Regions from separate parts of the Homo sapiens genome. Here all the other regions are linked to region 1. Evidence: chromatin contacts called from ENCODE Hi-C or POLR2A ChIA-PET data. All regions are on one chromosome and are shown on one strand. Each heading gives the region's core, a stretch centred on a gene start or an enhancer-like site at or near the end of the contact. The rest is flanking DNA. Distances are from core to core; before and after follow the strand shown. Region 1 overlaps TXK (TXK tyrosine kinase). Region 2 overlaps TEC (tec protein tyrosine kinase). Region 3 overlaps TEC (tec protein tyrosine kinase).

Region 1 (5,134 bases), core at 1,756-4,255:
GAAAGGGTTTCCCCACTTCTACCAACACAGCCCTTACCATATGCCAGGCATGACAGATACTTAGATCTTACTATACTACGCCATGCTAACTTACTCACTATACTAACATTATGATCCCCATCTTACACATAAAGAAACAGAGGAACAGAGAGCTTCAGCCATTTATCCAGTCACATAAAAAGCAGCTGAGCCAGAAGTCAAACCCAGAGTCCATGAGCATCACAATAGGACTATCCTTGTGGATGAGAAGATTAAATAAGATTGCAGAGGCAAACATGGCTAGAACATACCAGCTACTCTCAGTTACTTTACCACTTTGTCCCCATCCCCCAGTTCCCTAGAACTCATTCAGCAACTATTTATTGGGTACTCACAAAATACATTTAAGGTAACCAAATAGGAGCAGGTGTGGTTTTCCCTCTGAAGACAAAATGGAGGAAGAAGGCTTAGTAAACGAAAGCGAATCTTCAGCTCCAACTCCTCTCTTCTGAGCCAACTTTATCCCTGACTCAAAGGCAGATGTTTCCCCCGTTCAGGACTCCAGGAGACTCTCTCTCCCTGCTATCAAAGCAGGCCTCAGGAGAGGCTCTCACACTTTTTCTCAGTAAGGTATAAATGACAGACACAATGTTAAATAGTAAACATGCTGTACTGCAGCGCTTCAGCAATGTCATGCTTACTGCAGTGCAGAGGCGTGTACATGTTTGTAAGCATGACATTTGTAACAGTCAGGGTGAACACAGAGAGAGGTTTCTTTTAAGGAACTGGCTCAGGCAGTTGTGGAAACTGGCAAGTCCAAAATCTAACAGGGCAGGCCGGCAAGCTGAAGAATGAGAGAAGAGTTGCAGTTTGAGCCCAAAGGCGGTCTGCTGGCAAAAGTCCTCCTTGCTCAGGGGAGGTCTGACTTTCATTGATTAGGGACTTCAACTGTGGGAGAGGCCCACTCACATGATGGAGGGTGACCCACTGTACTCCAAGTCCACCGATTTAAATGTTAATCTCATCCAAAAATTACCTTCACAGAAACATCCAGAATAATGTTTGATCAAATATCTGGGCACCATGGCCAAGCCATGTTGACCCATAAAATTAACCATCACAACACATTAAATTTAAATAGTTTGACACTTGAAAAACATGGTATAAACATTTACATGAAGATTTTCTTCTGCCTCTGTCACCCCTGAGACAGAAAGACCAATCCCTCCTCTTCATCATCCTTCTCAGACTATTCAACATGAAGATGACGAGGATGAAGGCATTTATCATGAGCCACTTTCACTCCATGAATAGTAAATCTATTTTCTCTTCCTTATGACTTTCTTAAAGCATTTCTTTTCTCTAGCTTACTTTATTGTAAGAATACAGTGTATGATACACATAACATACAAAATACGTGTTGATCAACATTTATGTTATTGAGGCTTCTGGTCAATGTTAGGCTATGAGTAGTTACATTTTGGGGAACCACCTTATTCAAGTGTCAACAACTTTGTGTGTGTGTGTGGTTGTTTGTTTTGTTTTGTTTGAGATGGAGTCTTGCTCTGTCATCCAGGCTGGAGTGCAGTGGCATGATCTCGGCTCACTGCAACCTCCGCCTCCCAGGTTCAAGCGATTCTCCTGCCTCAGCCTCCCAAGTAGCTGGGACTACAGGCACACTCCACCATACCCGGCTAATTTTTTTGGTATTTTTAGTAGAGATAGGATTTCACCACATTGGCCAAGCTAGTCTCAAACTCCCAACCTCAAGTGATCCCCCTCTTTGGCCTCCCAAACTGCTGGGATTACAGGCAGGAGCCACCATGCCTGGCCAAGTCAAGAACTTTGAAAGAGAAATTGCTGTTATCAGTCAGCAGGCAGGAGTATCTGGGACTAGAGAAATGCCTCCCCCAGCTCCCTGACCTCACAACACATGGCCACACCTGATAATATTCCCCTTAGTTGTCTTCACTGTCTTCTGCAGCCTGGAATTTAGGAGAAAATATTTTCAAAAATTCTTATGTTTCCTGATTCAATAGCAAAGACAATGGCCTTTAAAGAAAGATACAGACCTACCCTACCACTGCTTTAATTATGACCCAATTTTATTTAATTTCCCTCAAAGTCCAAGAACAGTGGTGAGCAGGAAGGCAAACCACTGCTTTGTTTGTGGTTCCATCCTCTGCCCAGCAGAGTTGCTGCCCAATAAATAATCATTGCGAGAAGAAAAATCACACTATGAAAGCCAAACAGCTCCCTGGTGTTCCCTTGCTTGGCATGACTTTCCAAGACAGCAGGCATCTTTATTTACAGGTTGAAGTGTTGGGCCAAAATTCATTCCAATGCAGGTATCAAGGAGTATTCATTTCATGATCATTTTCAATTTACAGCAGCACAGGTGTTCCCAGTAAGTAAATAGACAGCGCCCTTCCACAGGCATTCTGTGATTACAGAAGCCATTCTTTGAATTGTTTTGCCGATTAACCTGCAGAGGGAAAGCTCTTGAGCTTTTAGCAAATTCCCAACTTAGGCAGGAACTCATGCATATCAAGGGCCTTTGCCAGAGTGACAAAAATGCCCCAGAGATAGGCAATGACTATTTGCCTGCTGGAAGGAAATGTGGAAAGAATATATTCGGGCTTGAAGATTATCACTGAAGGAGCTGAGCTTCCTCTCCCAGGCTTACATCTGCGCTGTTCTTTTCATCTACTTCTCATTCCTCAGTAAATATCTCTAATGATGAGCCTCAGGCCAGCAAATCAGAAAAAGGGCATCGCATCAGATGTAATCTCTGTGACCTTTAGAAACCGGCACATCTGTCATGGGATAGGCAGTTGGCCCTCCCATCTTTGGTATTTGTGTTTTTTCCTTGGAAGGATTTGCGCCCCTCTGTCCTCTAGGAGAGGCTCCTATTGACATTCCTTCCACCCCCAGAGGTTCCTGGGTGGCAACAGCTGGGCTGATTGGGAACAGGTTTCCACCAGGGGGCACTGGAAGAAAGCAAAAGTGAGAAGCACCCCTTCTCAGAATAGCTCCTAAGGTCATCTCTGAAGAGGACAAAGGAACAGATGTGAAGAACTGTGGGGCCCGGGCTGCGCGGGAAGCAAAGCCGCTGTCGCTTCCTCATGTCTAATGTTTTGAAGTTTACATCGTCACCTCCAGTTCATCCCCTGGCATTTCCGATGTCAGGGTTTCGTTTTGAATCAGTGCCTTGAGTGAAATGCATTCCTACTGAATTTGGTCATCATAATAACTGGCACATGGCTAGTGATTTATATTTAAAAACATGGCTTGAAACTGGCTCAGTTTTGAGAGCTGCCTTAACCCAAAGACCAGGCTTGTTGCCCAAGCCAGGCGCTCCAGGTTGTGGTTTTAAGATGAGGAATGTCTGATACCGGCTGCTTTTGCAGTTGATGGGCTGTGGTGAGTGGGGAAAGCCTTAAAAACTTGTGGCTTTGGAAAAATGGCTCTGGGTGACCAGAGCTGATTCTGTAAGTTTGCTGCAACATATCCTTTTTGTTTTTTTTTCCAGAAATTTACAGAAAGGCCAAACTTCCTCATTACTCTGCCATAAATGCCCACCACTACATCCTTTTTTTTTTTTTTTTTTTTTTGAGATGGAGTCTCACTCTGTCTCCCAGGCTGGAGTGTGGTGGCACGATCTCAGCTCACTGCAACCTCTGCTCCCGGGTTCACGCCATTCTCCTGCCTCAGCCTCCCGAGTAGCTGGGACTACAGGTGTCTGCCACCACGCCCGGCTAATTTCTTTTTGTATTTTTAGTAGAGACGGGGTTTCACTGTGTTAGTCAGGATGGTCTCGATCTCCTGACCTCGTGATCCACCTGCCTCGGCCTCCCAAAGTGCTAGGATTACAGGCGTGAGCCACCGCGCCCAGCCTATCTTCAAAAGGCCCCATTTCTTAAGGGCCTTTTGAAGATAGGCACGTTTTAGCCACATTAACCCATATTATCTGGGGAGAGTGACACATAACTAGCTTGGCTATAGCATGGATGGATTTCTACCTCTGAACAGGAGTTAGAAAAGACTTCCAAGTTGGAGTTAGACTTCTTGGTTTGGAGTTAGACACCAAACCAAGACCCCACACCAAGGAGAGGGGAAAATAGTAAAATTGGGACATTGAGTTTTTCACATATTTATTCAATTTAGAAAGTTATCCTTTATTCTGAGTTTATGCCCTTTATACATTTGGGGTCTGAAGTGATCCTGTGTCTGTGTTCGCACGTGTGTGCACTTTTCCTTTTGATACTAAAATGTCCATTATTCTAAGAAGTGATGGTCTCCAGAGATGTTAGTTTTTCTAAATGTATGGATAAAATAAGTGAGTAATTTGTGTTAGACCTTGACTGTTCTGTTTTTTTGACATTATACTGCCAGTGAAACCTTAAAGAAGGGAGGATAACTACTTTAGGGGAGTCACTGGTGACTAAGAGAAAACAAGTACCTAGCTAACAGGACACCAAACTGATCAATTTGAGTGGAAGAGTGGTGCTTGACCTGTCTATGGCCTGAAGGGGTGCTGTGTGGGGTGAGGAGATTCTAGAAGCCTGGCAAGCTGGATGGAGTCCCGGGCACCAGGGAAGACAATGTTTCTGGGAGTAAAAGGTGCTGTAAGGAAAGGCAGAAATCTTCCTGATGATGACCGCTCATCTGTTTCCCAGCTTCTGCCAGGGCAACTCCCCAGACACGGACAGCAGCCACCCAAACCCTTGTTTGGTCTATGAGGCAATTTTTCTTTCTTTCTCAGAAGGGGCTGATGTGAGTTGGTCTTTGCAGGCACCTTGCCCACAACTTCCCCACTCCCCCACATCTCAAAACAGTGTTTCCTAGAACACTGTTTTCTGTGAGCTCAAAGTTCATAATAAGCTCGCAGACATCACACCCAAGACATCGAGCCAGCTTGTGATGTGAAGAAGTGCTTGGCCACAAGGCACACGGGCGTGGCTGGCACTGGGCCAGAAGCCGTACTGCTCACTGACCCTCGGTGGGCAGGGAGTGTGGGCACTGCTGGCCTGGGGAGCTCCACAGAGGAGAAATGTGGGGATCTGCAGTAGTTACAAAAGGCAGCTGCAGTGACGAGTTAAAAACTGAAATGATTTAAAGACAAAAGAAAAGACACATCTAGTGTCCATTTTAA
Region 2 (5,134 bases), core at 1,402-3,901, 120 kb after region 1:
GACAGGGATATAACATTCCACATGGAAAACACAAGCTCTGCCTTCCCCAAGCTCACACTTCTGTGGAGTTTTGATCTAATTCCTCAAAGAGCCTTCCCCTGCAACATCCTTCTTCTCAAATACCACACACAGGACAGAGAGATATCATATCTAAGCCATTAGACAGCTGACTATGAGAGCTAGGCACTCTAAGATTAGAGATCATTGGATTCAAACTTCTCAATTGAGAGGTGAAATAATTAAAGCCCAAACAGGCAGAGTTGAGAGATATCACCTCCCTCCCTTTGTTCATTAATACAGTTATTAATATCTTAATCTTTAAAAATTAGGCCGAGCACAGTGGCTCACGCCTGTAACCCCAGCACTTCCGGAGGCCGAGGCGGGAGTATCACGAGGTGAGGATATTCAGACCATCCTGGCCAACATGGTGAAACCCCATCTCTACTAAAAATACAAAAATTTGCTGGGTGTGGTGGTGCGTGTCTGTAATCCCAGCTACTCAGGAGGCTGAGGCAGGAGAATCGCTTTAACCAGGGAGTCGGAGGTTGCAGTGAGCCGAGATCGCGCCACGGCACTGCAGCCTGGCAACACAACGAGAGTCCTTCTCCAGGAAAAAAAAAAAAAAATTAAACATTGACTATAACTATTGTTTGAGAACTCTAGATTAAAATTATGAGTTTTCCAAATGTCATCCAAAAAGACTTCACGTACACGTGTATACACACATACACATACACACACAAACACACATACACAAAAAAATCACACAGTCCTTTAAAGCTTCACCCCACCCAGTATTTAATTTCATTAAGTAAGTTTATACACAGAAAACACTTAGAATAGTTACCTGGCACATAGATGCCATTTAAGTGCTTGCTATCAGTATTACTGTTTTAACTTAATCTTCATAGCATTACTATTACTATTAATCGCTAAAACATTAAAATGGACAGAGTAGATGGCACTTTGACAGGTACAATTTTATAAATGAATAAATAAAAGCTAAGATAATATAGCCAAAATTATAAACATAATAATAACACCTTTGAGACTAGAAATCTAGTATCCTCATTCCCCGACTTCTAGGAAAAAAGTCTGGCTACATTAAAATAGCTGAAGAGCTACATTAAAAACATTTACTTTGGGCCAAGCACCGTGGCTCATGCCTGTAATCCCAGCACTTTGGGAGGCAGAGGAGGGTAGATCACTTGAGATCAGGAGTTTGAGACCGGCCTGACCAGCATGGTGAAACCCATCTCTATTAAAAATACAAAATTATCCTGGCATGGTGGCACACACCTGTAATCCCAGCTACTCGGGAGGCTGTGGCACAAGAATCACTTGAACATGGGAGGTAGAGAGTGCAGTGAGCCGAGATCACGCCACTGCACTCCAGCCTGCGTAACAAGAGTGATACTCCATCTCAAAACAAGAAAAATTATTTTTACGGATTTATCATTTTTATCTTGTCTACCTACAGAGAGAAATTGAGACATGTTTCAATAAAAAAAAATGCAGGAACAAAATTTAACCAAGGAAGAATGAGATTTTTGCACGGCAAACTACAAAACATTGTAGAAATAAATTTAAAAAGACTTAAATAAATGGAAAGACATCCCACATTCGTGGATGAAAGACATGATATTGTTAAAATGGCAATGCTTCCCAAATGGATCTACAGATTCAATGAATTCTCTATTAAAATCCCAACAACCTTTTCTGCAGAACTGGACAAGGTGATTCTAAAACCCATATAGTAAAATTAATAGACAAAACTATCTTGAAAAAAAAAAAAGAACAAAATTGGAGGACTCACACTCCCAATTTTAAAATTTACTCTAATGGCATAGCAATCAAAACTGTGTAGTACTCCATAAGGATAGATATATAGATCAACAATACAGAATTAAGGGTCCAGAAATAAAATCACACAACTGTGGTCAATTATTTTTGACCAAGATGTCAAGACCATCCAATGCGGAAAGAAAAATATTTTCAACAATGGTATAGGGATAACTGGATACAAATAAATTTGGACCTCTACCTCACACCATATACAAAAATTAACTCAAAATGGATCAAAGATTTAATTAAAGAACTAAAATTGTAGAACTCTTAGAAGAAAACATAGGTACAAATTTTCATGACCTTAGATTAAGCAATGGTTTCTTAAATATGACATCAAAAGCATAAGCAAGAAAAGAAAAATAGGTAAGTAGGACTTCATCAACTTAAAAATTTTTGCGTGACATTATTGAAGAAGGTTACAAGAAGTTCCCACAGAATGAAAAACATATTTGCAAATGATATATCTGATAATGGTCTAGTATCCAGAATATATAAAGAACACTTACCGTTAAACAAGAAAAAGACAACCCAGTGTTAAAATGGGTGAAGGATTTGAATAGACATTTCTCCAAAAACATATATGAATGGTCAGCAAACATATAAAAAAATTTCAACACCATTAGTCACTATGGAAATGCAAATTGAAACGACGAGATACCACTTCATACACACTAGGAGGAATATAATCCAAAAAATAGAAACTGAACAAGTATTAGCAAGAATGTGGAGAAATCAGAACCCTCACACATTGCTGCTGGAAATGTAAAATGGTACAGGCACTGTGAAAAATAGTTTGGCAGTTCCTCAAAAGTTAAACATAGAATTTTCGTATGACTCAGCATTTCCACTCCTAGGTATATACCCAACAGAATTAAAAACACATTCACACAAAAACTTGTATGTGAATGCTCATGGCAGTACTACTCACAACAGCCAAAAAGTGAAAACAACCCAATGTCTGCCAACTGATGAATGAATAAACAAAATTTATATATTCATACAATGAAATATGATATTATTCTACCCTAAAAAGGAATGAAATACTGATACATGGTACAACTTGAATGAACCTTGAAAACATTATGTTGGATAAAAGAAGCCAGATAGAAACGGCAACAAGTTGTACTGATTACTTTTACATTAAATGTCTAGAGTAGGTAAATCCACACAGGCTGAAAGTGGGTTACTGATATGGAGGTGTGGGGTTTCTTTCTGAGATAATGGTAATCTTCTGGAATTAGATAGTGGCGATGACGCATAGCATCATAAATATAGTAAAAATCACTAGACTACTCTGTAAAACGATTTAAATGGCAAATTTTATGTTAATTGAATTTATTCTCAATAAAAGTAATTTAAGAAACAATACATGTACAACATGTAAATATACAGACAAGAATTAAAACTAAAAGGAGGAGTCAGAAACCAAAAGGCAGAAAGTGGAAAACAGAGTGGAACTCAGACTTATGCAGGGGTTGGTTCTCAGTCAGCACATAGGGTAAAAACTGAACACAGTCAATTAGCCTTGAGTCTTCCACAGGAGACACAGGTCACACTGCAGACTGATACACTCTCTCTGGATATGTCCAACACAGTATCAGCAGAAATGTCCAGAAGCACTGGAAGTTCTATCAGTTAGCTTTTGATTAGAACAAAAACAAAACCCACTCCATAATTAGTGGTGTACAAATAATAAAAACATATTGTTTCTCATGATTCTGCAGGTCAGTTGGGCTTTCCTGGCCTGGATATCTAGGGTGGCCTCATTCACGCTTCTGGCAATTATAAGCTATCAGCCAGGGCACACGTGGCTTCTTGAACAGGACAACTTGGGCTTGCTCCTACAGTCCTCAGGGTCCTAAGTGCAGTAAGAGAGAGCACGCACCCAGTACACAGCACATTGCATGTCTCTGAATGCTTTACATTTATTTGCTCTTGTTTCACTGGCAAAAGCAAGTCACAAGCCCAGCGTCAGTACGGGAGGTGACTACTCAAGGTGAGCAGACACTGGGAGGGGAATGATGCAGGCCTTTTTGCAAACAATCCAGCCCACAGAATAATCAATTTTAGGTTTTCTGGTTTGGGACTAAAGTATCTGGCATGGGCCTAGGGGTCAGTTTGTATAACAAGGTATGTATCTTTAACCACAAATCACATTGAGCACTGTGAGATGCTCATGGATATCCTCTGCAGACTCAGGCAGACAAAGAGAGCACCAGGTTCACACGCCTCCAGTACACACCCCTTCTGGGGTGTATACTCATCAGGTGGAAAGATGAATAGGTTCATCTGCACTCTTTACATTGTTGTTTCTCTCTCTTTGTCTCCTCTTTCTTTTTTTTTTTTTTTGGCTGGCCCACAGAGTTGAATTCCCCTAATTCATATATGCTTCAATTCTACTACACACTGAAAACCAGAAATCTGAAACATTTTGTGTAATCGTGTGTCAAGTTTGGAGCTTCTCAAAATATCAGAGATTAAAGAATTTTTTGAATGCTTCATAGAATAATAATGTTTATGATAAATTACACACCAGCTTATCAAAAGAAAAATTTTCCCTGTCACTAAACTCCAAAGAGAAACCAGTTTATGGGATCATAAAAGATAATGAAAGATATTACAAAATGTCTTCAACAGCAGTTTGGGCAGAAATCACAAAAGTGCTCCTCAACAGGCTACTTCTTATATTAACATTTCATAATGGCTTAGTAAATAAAGCCTTAGTAAAGGCATTCCTACCTGGGCTGAGCTAAATAGGTTGCTATCTGGTTAATTCAAGAAATAGGAATAAAGTACAGAAATAGGTAAATCAGGAATATGATCCTTGGTCTGTATCTGTTAAATATTATCTCAAGACCACTTTTGGCAAAACTTGAGTGAAATTCAGTTTAAGATACACTCTCCAGTATGTGACAGAAATGTAAATCTTATGTTCATGGTAATATTGTGTAATATAATTTAAACAGCACGTTTGTAAAATTTTTTAAATGCTAGTATGTGCCTTCCTGATAGGCCAAGTATTTTATGGTGTACTTGGCTGAATGGCCCAAGGTAACAGGAAACAGTCCCAAAGACCTATGGCTTCACAAAGGAAGTAATTACCTTTGGAGATTCCAACTTCATCTGATTTAAGCCCTGCTTCTTGACTTCATGATCTTTCTGCTAACCCTGAGCTGAAATGTCTCAGATTACTATAACTAAGAATTACTAAGACCCTGGCAGGTGTCCTTTCAGTATTATTTCTGCCAAATCAGAAGGCTGTACATGGCAGAGTGGGAAAACTGTA
Region 3 (5,134 bases), core at 1,011-3,510, 84 kb after region 1:
AAACTAAAATGCAAAATCATAAATGCAAAAGCTCTGGGGCCCTTCCAGAGGCCTTAGGAAGGGCTATGGAATTGAAAGAGCCTAAAGCTTACTTTTCTTTAACTCCATAGCAGACCCACCTCTGTTGTCATAAAAATGTAAAGTTGGTCAGACTCGGTAGCTTATGCCTGTAATCTTGGCACTTTGGGAGGCTGAGGCAGGAGGATCCCTTGAGGCCAGAAGTTTAAGACCAGCCTAGGCAACATAGCAAGACTCCATCTCTACAAAACTAAAAACAAAAAATTAGCAGGAATAGTGGCACGTGCCTGTCATCCTGGTCCTTAGGAGGCCAAGGTGGGAGGATCCCTTGAGCCCAGGAGTTTGAGGCTGCAGTGAGCTATGACCACACCACTGCACTCCAGTCTGAGTGACAGAATGAGACTGCCTCTTTATAAAAAAAATGGAGGAGGAGGAGGAGGAGGATGATGAGGAGGAGGAGGAGGAAGAGGGAGGAAAGAAAAACTAAAACTGAGAAAGCAACACCACAGTTACCACAACTGGCACCCTATCGATATGTGTACCACTGGCAAACATCCAGAGAAAAACATCCACAGCAGACGACCCCCAACAGAGTTCCATGAACATGGTTCAGAGATGTCAAACACATGAACCTACCCGAGGTATGCATTTCCACCAGTTACCAGAACTCCAAAACATAACCAGACTACCAGCACCACAGATCAATTTAAAGAGTGAATCACCTGTGATTAGTGACCTAATAACACAATGACACAATTACACTCATTGCAAATGCATTGATATCTGGGAAAAAACAGAGGCAAGAGCAAAGACTGAAACATGTAAAGACACAATGGGCAACAATGCAACCTACCTTATGTATATAATAATAACAGCTGCTTACATGCACTTACCTACCAGGACCTATCCTAGCCACTTTATCTATACTGATCCATTTACCCCTCAAAAACTCCTATGAGGGAAGTATTATTATTCTCCCCAGTTTAAAGGTGAGACACAGAGAGATTAAGTAATTTGTCCTAGGTCATGCAATTAATAAGTAACAGATTTAGAATTTGAACCCAGATAATCTGGCACAAGAGTCCATCCTCTTAGTCTCTCACTCCCTAACTTCACAGAAATTCTGTAAACTCAGAGATGGACCTAGACCACAGCTAAAGTTTCCTACAACTAAGAAGGAACAGAATACAGCTGATAAGCTGATTCTAGAACTTCAAGAAATATATTATCTCATCCAGTGAATTTTGGTCTTGTTTCCTGCAGATATTTTCATCAGAACACCTATCATTAGAAAGTGATTGTGAAGTCTGAAAATAAAAAAATCACTCTGAGGTTCAAAAAAAATTTTTTTAATTATATCTGATCATTAGCATCAAGCTGCTCATCATTTTCCAAGAAAATTCAAAGTTTTACTATTTATCCTTATATTGTACTACAATCAGTCCTAGTCAGGATAAGTTAACCCAAAAATGAGCTTACTTTACTATTTTCTAAAGTGTTAAACTAAATTACAAATATATTGCAGTAAATGTCCAGGAGTCTTCAACTGTGACAGTTTCTCTGCTGTTGAGATAGACAATGAACGTGAATAAATTCATCTTTGAGTCACTTGTGAGTTTTCTTTAAGAAGAATCACTTAAAGTATATATGAAATGTACCATTTAACAAAACTCACTTTAAAGTTCTTGAGCCTTACCACCTAAGCATAACCCTTTTCAGCTTCTTTAATATAAGCATTCACAGGCTGGGCACAGTGGCTCATGCCTGTAATCCCAGCACTTTGGGAGGCCGAGGTAGGTGGATTGTCTGAGCTCAGGAGTTTGAGACCAGCCTGGGCAACACGGTAAAACCCCATCTCTACTAAAAATACAAAAACTTAGCCAGGCGTGGTGGCACGCACCTGTAGTCCCATCTACTCAGGAGGTTGAGTCATGAGAATCACTTGAACCCCGGAGGCGGAGGCTACAGCAAGCAGAGATCATGCCACTGCACTCTAGCTTGGGTGACAGAGTGAGACTCTGTCTCAAAAAAAAAAAAATATATATATATATATATATATGTATATAAAAGCATTCACAGAAATATTTTTTTTCTGCTGGTCTCTCTTTTCTGCACAATTCTAATTTACTTAAATGCACAGGGTTCCTAACACCTCACAGGGGTACAGTGCGGAAAAAAACAAACATAAATGAACCACTGGTAAAAGAACACCCGTTGCAAGGTTTGTTATCTATACAGCCAAAGAAGGGAAGGAGGAAGGAAACATATGAATAGAGGTGGTCAGTGAAGTTACTGTTTAAGGAAGTCCCCCTTTGTGGGAAGTAGAACAGTGTGGTTTAACAGTACACTCGCCCGAAAGATAAGACATCTTGGTTCGCCTCCTCAGATGGGATGTCACTTCAGAGAACACTGTCCCCTAGTTTCTTCACTTGTAAAATAGTCCGTGGGCAAATCTGTGGGTTGTTTACAGTTATACTTTATGGGGCACTGAAGACAACAGAACAATGCAAGTATGTATACAAAACACTGATATTTCTGTGGGATCTGTGCTATGTAAAATGTAAGAACAGGAGGAAACCTTGAAATCCTCTAGGCACAACTGCCCCATATTACACTTGGAAACCCAATGTCCAGTGAAGTTGAGAGTCCCGTGGGCAAGTGCAAACAACGGTGGCACACAAGGTAAGAACGCCAGGTCTCAAGAGACCCCCTTCATAGCACAGCAGAGGTAGCATAACAAAGTATGTCATTATGAACCCACAGAGGTAGAACTATAGCTTAATCAGATTGTAAGCTTAATGAGGCCAGAACCATTCATCTTTTAATTACTCCATCCCTAGCACTGGGTACACACTCACTAAATCTTTGTTGTACAAGTGATGAAGAAAGTAAAACAAATGAGCTGAGTCCCATATTACAAATAAAAGATACTTCTACCAGGAAATTATAAACATATTCCTCTCAAAGGCACAAAATTTATATTTTACAATCTTATGAGTAAGGAATTACACCTATCCATGTGACTTTCGTAGTCGCAAATAAAATTAACAGCAATGCCTATGTGATTGCTTGGAATAAAGATAGAATAAGAAACATGTCATCTAACTAGGTAATGGGGAAAAATTCCTTTCCAATAATCTATTAAAAATCATTTTGCAATTTCACCTCAGTCTCTTGCTTACTCGTTTAATTTTATTTAACAAACAATATTGCACATATTTTGTAGTATTTTCTTTTCAGGGGCTTACCAATGTAGAATCATGCGAAACTTTGAGAAAGTTTTCTAATATGAAAAGTAAAAAAGGTAAATGAAGAGCTTTGGTAAGAAGACCAAAATGGTATTTTTATCTGAAGTAGTAATCAGTGAACATTAATATTTATTTATCTCAGAAGTACAGTATATTCACAAAACTAAAAGGTAATAACATCAGAAGTCCTCCTAAAAAAGTAATAATAGAATTAATTGCTGAGTAACACAAGTGTTTCTAAGCTCCTTTCTGCATATAATTTTCTACACGTACCTGACCAGCATCAACCTATGGCTAACAGTTGGTGTGTCTGAAATAGTTTTAGAAACAACTCAAAATGTAGTATCACTTTCTTAAATTGTCATGTGATTTCTTTTGACAGTTGATAACTTTGTTTATAATAATGTCCACATCTAGTTTGGGGGAGAGATTAATACTAATAAATACTGAATTAAAACATACCCTTGTTTTAGATTTTTTTTAAGAGATAGTCTTGCTATGTTGCCCAGGCTAGACGTAAACTCTTGGACAACATAGCAAGACTCTGTCCCTGAAAAAAAATTTCTGGGTGTGATCCTCTGACCTCAGCCTCCTGAGTAACTGGGATTATAAGTGCTAGCCACTATGCCCAGCTGTTTCTAAATTTAAATAATGCACCACTTCAAAAAATAAAATGGAACAAAATTATGTGGGGAGTAACTCTCACAATGTGAGATCTTTATATTAAAGATCTTTTTGCTTACTTTAAATATTTACTGATCATCACCATTGTAATTACTACCAACAAAAACTTTTTTAAAAGGCTAATGGGTGCGAGGTATTGTGTGTGATATGTTTAAATTACAAAACAACTTCTTCCCTCAAGGAAATTATTATGTAGCCGGTGAGAAAAAAAGGCAATAATCATAACACATATACATTTAACAGGAAATTACATTTAAACAGGAATTCAGAAAGGGCAAGGCATGTATAACCAGAGGGGTGTACAAAGCCTCCCACTTAAAAGGATTTGGGATGAGACTTGAGTAAATAGACAGGAGAAGGAGAACTGCTAGGCACAGCAGGACCAAAGCTTCAAAGGTAGGAAAGTGACAAGCACAGACAGTCCCAAGTTATGGTTTGACCTAACGATTTTTCAAATTTATGATGATGCAAAAGCAATACATATTCAGTAGAAACCATACTTCATGTACCCATACTACCATTCTGTTTTTCACTTTTAGTACAGTATTTAATAAATTACATGAGGACTGGGTGTGGTGGCTGACACCTGTAATCCCAGCACTTTGGGAGGCCAAGGCGGGTGGATCACTTGAGCTCAGGATTTTGAGACCAGCCTAGGCAACATGGCAAAACCCCATCTCTACTAAAAATACAAAAAAAATAGCCAGGCGTGGTGGTATGTGCCTGTGGTCTCAGCTTCTAGGAAAGCTGACATGGGAGGATTGCTTGAGCCCAGGAGGTGGAGGTTGCAGTGAGCTGAGATCACACCACTGCACTCCAACCCGGATGACAGAGCAAGACCCTGTCTCAAAAATAAAAATAATTAGGCCGGGCACAGTGGCTCACTCCTGTAATCCCAGCACCTTGGGAGTCTGAGGTGGGCAGGTGACAAGAAGTGAGGAATTCAAGACCAGCCTGACTAACATGGCAAAACCCTGTCTCTACTAAAAATACAAAAATTAGCCAGGCGAGGTGGATCATACCTGTAATCTCAGCTACGTGGGAGGCTGAGGCAGGAGAATCGCTTGAACCCGGGAGGCGGAGGTTGCAGTAAGCCAAGATCATGCCATTGCACTCCAGCCTGGGCTACGAAGCAAGACTCCATCTCAAAAAATAAAACTAATTAAAATAATTTTTTAAATTAC

The links. A loop is a pair of places that touch in the nucleus more often than their neighbours do. ChIA-PET counts read pairs that join two places held with the same protein, here RNA polymerase II (POLR2A). Pooled maps may share reads with other maps.
Region 2: a loop to region 1 is called in a pooled map, with 2.4 times the contacts of the local background. The contact joins two enhancer-like sites. A Hi-C loop is called at or near these places in 1 of 168 maps with a recorded cell type or tissue (heart left ventricle) and 2 of 50 pooled maps. POLR2A ChIA-PET finds 5 or more read pairs at or near these places in 1 of 52 experiments (OCI-LY7).
Region 3: a pooled map shows a loop between it and region 1 (2.9-fold over the local background). The contact joins two enhancer-like sites. A Hi-C loop is called at or near these places in 1 of 37 single-sample maps with no recorded cell type and 4 of 50 pooled maps. POLR2A ChIA-PET finds 5 or more read pairs at or near these places in 3 of 52 experiments (AG04449, OCI-LY7 and activated CD4-positive, alpha-beta T cell).

Annotation. Positions count from the first base shown.
Region 1 is chr4:48,124,991-48,130,124 of GRCh38, forward strand. All of the region lies in intron 1 of TXK (TXK tyrosine kinase), which reads right to left. Among named protein-coding and RNA genes, the nearest start is that of TXK, 6.7 kb to the right of the region's middle. RefSeq lists enhancers at 2,149-3,011, 4,533-4,652 and a silencer at 2,362-2,656. Within about 2 kb of position 3,006, at least 24 of the 41 ENCODE cell types and tissues checked have a DNase peak (open chromatin) inside an H3K27ac peak, as active enhancers do.
Region 2 is chr4:48,244,685-48,249,818 of GRCh38, forward strand. All of the region lies in intron 1 of TEC (tec protein tyrosine kinase), which reads right to left. Among named protein-coding and RNA genes, the nearest start is that of TEC, 23 kb to the right of the region's middle. Within about 2 kb of position 2,652, at least 2 of the 41 ENCODE cell types and tissues checked have a DNase peak (open chromatin) inside an H3K27ac peak, as active enhancers do.
Region 3 is chr4:48,210,056-48,215,189 of GRCh38, forward strand. All of the region lies in intron 2 of TEC (tec protein tyrosine kinase), which reads right to left. Among named protein-coding and RNA genes, the nearest start is that of TEC, 57 kb to the right of the region's middle. RefSeq lists enhancers at 566-705, 1,775-1,834, 2,365-2,424, 2,445-2,494. Within about 2 kb of position 2,261, at least 3 of the 41 ENCODE cell types and tissues checked have a DNase peak (open chromatin) inside an H3K27ac peak, as active enhancers do.